Regions from separate parts of the Mus musculus genome. Here region 1 is linked to region 2. A link is a loop called in an ENCODE intact Hi-C map of the cell type or tissue named here. Cell type or tissue: heart. All regions are shown on one strand.

The links. A loop is a pair of places that touch in the nucleus more often than their neighbours do. Peaks named below come from ENCODE experiments on the same cell type or tissue, not always from the same donor. Only the 100,000 strongest peaks of a DNase experiment are listed, where the experiment ranks them.
Region 1: it touches region 2 in a loop (10-fold over the local background); 20 of 42 quality-filtered maps call a loop at or near these places.

Annotation. Positions count from the first base shown.
Region 1 is chr16:78,345,693-78,348,192 of GRCm38, reverse strand. It overlaps a transcript of Cxadr not described here. Among named protein-coding and RNA genes, the nearest start is that of Btg3, 30 kb to the left of the region's middle. In heart, a CTCF peak has its summit at 1,311 (motif pointing right); no DNase peak of the experiment used is centred here; H3K27ac peaks cover 1,012 bases.
Region 2 is chr16:78,197,935-78,200,434 of GRCm38, reverse strand. No RefSeq gene overlaps it. Among named protein-coding and RNA genes, the nearest start is that of Gm31613, 23 kb to the left of the region's middle. In heart, a CTCF peak has its summit at 1,479; a DNase peak (open chromatin) is centred at 1,474.

The DNA.
Region 1 (2,500 bases), 150 kb before region 2:
AAAATTTATTTTAAAGGGATATTATGATATGCTATGATAAAAACTAACACAATAAACAAATAGAAAGAAAGAGCCCAAGAGAGAAAACAAGAATCGGAGACCCACTTTCTCACACACTCAGGAATCCCATAGAACACTGAACTGGAAGCCCTGACTTCACAACCTTTTTCCTGGGGGAGTAAAAGCATCTAAAAAAGCATTTTAAGGTCAATTCGTTTATTTTTAGCTAATACAAGATGAGAAATAGCCTGTGGACATACACAAGAAATACATACTTGATATACAAAATGCTTTGTCGAAACCTTTGCAATAGTGAAGGATTATAACGCCCCCGTGTAGTGCAAGAGCATAAAGCCAGTAAAAGAGTGACCTGAGTCTGCCTTACAGAGAACGTCCTGGTCTGTGACAGGGCTGCGATAACGTGCGGAATGTCATGAGAATGGAATGTGGCATAGAGGGTTCGTTTGCTTGTTCTTGACACAAGGTCTGTGAGGCACACAGTCCTCATACTCGCCATAGAGCTGAGAAGGGCCTTGAACTCCCCCTTCCCCTGTCTCTACCTCCGAGGGATTGGGATTATGGGTAGGAGCCACCAGGCCTGGCTTAGACCTTGCTCATTGTGAAATGAGAGCTGTAAGATGCTGTGGTACCGGGCAAGCATTAACACTCAGTGTGTTTCTTTCCATGAGGTCAGGACTGATGATAGGACCTGCTCAGTACCTGCCCAGGGTGGCATACGCATGAAAGTCTCAGCACTTGGGTGCCCGAGGCAGGAAGATTACAAGTTCAAGGCCAGCCAGCATACACTGTATGGCTAGGCTTTATCTCACAAAACAACAAAACAAAACAAAAAACCTAATCTTCAGGCTTATGCAGTGGTAGTTCGTGTATATGTATACACATAATGAATTGCACCTAGCCTCTTGGGAATTAAGTACTGTACTTTCTGTTCCACCACAACCCTGTGTGTGTGTGTGTGTGTGTGTGTGTGTGTGTGTGTGTGTGTGTGTGTGTCCTGATACTGTGTGCCTTACAGAGAGAATACTGAGTATTAAACTGCCTGGTACTGTAACTAGAGAACTTTGAACTCGGGCACTGTAACTCTAGAATGCAAGCTTTTAAGAGCTGAGGAACAAAAGTTTACACATTGTCTTGCACTGTTAATAATACTATGTGATATTTTTTACTTATTTACTTTTTAAAGGAAACAATGAGGTGTTGTTTCTAGTAGATCTGTTAGGCTAGATTTTAATGAAATATAAGTTAAATTTTAATGAAAAATAAAACCCCTCTAAAAGTCATTGTCCACAAGAGGGCATCATAATCTTTTTATTGTCAGAGCTAAAGGTTGGATTCCAAGTACTGACCCCTTGATGTGAAATGTTAAGAGGTATAGCTATAGTGGTAGAAATTGTTAAGTGTTCATAGTTGTATACAATTAACATTTCTTTATTACTATGTTTTTATGTCATAGAAGTGGTAAGTACTTCACCCCTGTGGCAGATACAGCCTCTGCTGAAATGTTAGAGGAGGGAGGACGCCACGTTTCCTTCTCGGCACCGCTCTTAGATTAGCATATGGAAAAGGTGTTTTCAGTCTCACAGTTAATATGTATGTTCCTTATTGGGTTAATGAGTCTTTGTCATTTGACAGTAGGCTGCAGATCTCTTAAATGTCCCGTCAAGTATGTCACTATATAATTTATAGTGCTGATGGTGACGGGGAGTAATCACTCCAGGGGCCTGAAATGTACAAAATAATCCCCTGACTGCGAACTTGTAAGTATACAACACAGGCAAACGTGGTCATTCATGAAACTGGAAACATTGCGTGTATGTGGTATAGAGCAATAACCAGACTCGTCTCCACGGCAGTGAAAGTAAGGTGATGGGGCTGAAGGAGGCTGGGGACCATCAGCCTTTGCCCTAGAGCTCCAGCCTGGGAGCAGTCTTTAATGTGTTTAAACTGGTATGGTAGCTTATACTTGTCATCCCAACTCAAGACCCTGAGGCAGGAGGATCTACCCAAGTTTGAAGCCAGCCTGGGCTACGTAGTGGGTTCCAGGCCAACCTAGGTTATAGAATGAAGACCTTTCTCAAAAAATTTTTTTCTAATTTTTTGTGCCCTGTATGCGATCAGCGTACAGCTAGGAAAACAAATATAGCCAAGTTAGGGGCTGTACAAAATCTCTCTGGTTGGGGATGTCACTCAGGTACAGGGCTTGCCTAGAATGTATTGTGTGTATTGAGCAACTGTTCCAAACTATATACATCCTCCCAGCCCCAGAATCAGTTTTTTATTTTTTCTATTATCTCATATTTGATAAAACCAATGTATACCAGTTACTTGAAATCTTGAATCACAGCAAGTATCTGAAAGAGTTCACTCCAAACAATACTTAGCTCTTGTCAAGCACATACTACACTGGGACCACCACTAGCATCAAGACAGGGATCTAGAGCACCTATTGAAAATAGTTTCAAGCAGCTAACGGGGAGAG
Region 2 (2,500 bases):
TTATAACTTAAAATAATTTTTCTTACTGAAATTAGTTCCAGGCAAGTACAAAAAGAAACGTGTTTCATTTTATCTGCCGCAAATATTTGCCCTTCTTACTAAAGATTAACTTTCTCTGAGTAAGGAAGTAACGGCCATGTGATCATTTGGTGGAGGCTCGAAGCCCGCACTAAAACGCCTTATGCTAGAAAAGAAAAAGAGAAGTTATGAAAAAGATTAAGTGAGGCACAATTTTGTTGGTTGGTGATTCTTTTCATTTTTATCTTTTGAGCTTTTTGCACAGTCAGGGGCCAAACTCAGAGTCTCACACCTGAATTTTTAAAGCTAAAGTTTTAAACTGATTTATTTTTTTCCCCCTCCTTGAATGGCTTTTCCTCCATATTCAGCTGTTTTGGGGTTGACATTGATGCTGGGCTCAGCACTTTGGAAGCAGAAAGATTCTGGATTTGAGGCTAGCGTAGAGTTGATATTGATACCCTGGAGGAAAAGGAAGTAAAGCAGACAGGGGTAGAAGGCTCCTCTGTTTCCACAGATAGAAACAGCCTCCTCATTTATAATTTTCCTAATCAACTATCTACTATCTATCTATTATATCTCTCTCCATCCATCCATCCATCCATCCATCCATCCATCCATCCATCTACCCATCCATCATCTACGCATTTCTTTCTTACATTTTTTTAATTTATTGATTGATTTACTTCTGCATGGGTGTTTGTGTGTCAATGAGCAAGCTGGCTAGCTAGGTAGATTACTTCAGTCACCAAACTCTGGGCTCAAGTGAGAAACTCTGCCTCCTTATAGAAGGTGGAAAACAATCAAGGAAGACGCTGGCCATCAACTTCTGGCCTCCATGTGTGCATCTGTACACGCACCTGTGTGTGCTCGTGTGCATGGGGTGTGGGGTGTGGGGTGTGGGGTGTGGGGTGTGAGTCTCTCTTCCTGTCATGTGTCCCCGGATTGAATTCAGATCAGGCTTCGTGATAAGTACCAGCTGAAGGTACTCGCTCTCTCGCTCTGTCTCTCTCTCAACGTCTGTCTGTCTCAACACTACTTTAATTTGCCACTGAGTGTTCTTAAAATTACTACAAAAACCGGAAGCCTGATTTGGCATAGGGTTCTCAGTTTTGGAAGAGAAAAAAGAAAAATCTAACAGAATTTTAGGTAACTGCGAAATTTCATGAGAATATAATCCTTATTAGTAGCATTAAACTCAGCCCGCAAGTAACAGATTACTGTGTTTTCACAGCCCACTTTGTGTTGATCGTCTTTACGTTCCTTTCCGCCCCGCCCCACCCTTCTATTCCCAGTAGCCCCCTCAGAATGCTGCATTAACTTTCAACCTTCATTTTTTGTCTTTGAGCAAAAGGCGATCACGTCAATTTCCAAATGGCTTAGTAGTTTCATAGGCGTTATTTTGGGAGCTCAGTGGGCAACGTGGCTTTTTTTTGAGAGAGAACAGCGACATCTCTTGGCCGTCACGGGTACTGCGCGTTCAGGGGAGGTTGCAAATTGCACCTCATTGGGTTCTCCGAAGACATACATCTGTGAGGCGAAGTTTTCAGTGGTTGTTGTGGTCGAAAGCAGAGCCCACACGAAAACATCCGAGAGTCAGGAAATGATGACAGCGGTGCTAATCTCATTCTGATGTTTGACAGGTGCCTGACTGGTACTGTGATGGTTTTTAAACGATCAACTGTTCTTTGACAATCTTTCCTTTAGAAATAGAGTCTAACCATTTCCTTGGGTGTGGGCTTAACCAACTGACCAGCACTTTAGGAATGTAATCTGACAGAAGTGTTGGGGAGTGGGGGTGGGGCCGCTACTTTCAAGGGTAAGTCCTAGAAAGCCATAGAGCCATTTTCTTTCATCTCTGGGAGCTGTTACAACTAAGGACCTGCAAGTCCTTTTCTAGAGAAGTCCACGTGGTGAGAAAGTGATCCAATCTAACCATACATCAAGTAGGGAGCTGAGGCACCATGGGACTGAGTTATCTTTCGAAGCCTGCCTCAGTCTCCGGGAAATCTTATCTATGTCCTCAGTCAATCGTAACTGTACCCACATCAGAGATCCAAGCTATTCAGCTGAAATCCTTCCAGATCCCATACAAACACTGTCATATAATACAATTTGTAAGTAGAATTAACAGAGCCAGTAAGATATAATGAAAGATAAATTATTTCCCCATTTATGTATATAAAGAGGTATTGGATGGTCTGAACTTAAATACACTTTACATTATTCAAAGTAAGAGTTCTTAGCAAATAGAACTTTGGGTGCTTGGGAATCAAGCAGGACTATGGTGTGAGAGTCCAAGACAGTGCGCTGTGTAATAAGTGTGTCCTGTACAAAGTTTGGGAACCATATGTAAGCATACTAAACATGGCTTTACTTTAAAAGCTTTTAGGCATATAGAATGACTGTTTTGGATTTGAAAAATTTATTACTTTTAATACTTGACACATGCATTTCTCATGTCAGTGGGAATATGAAAACAGAA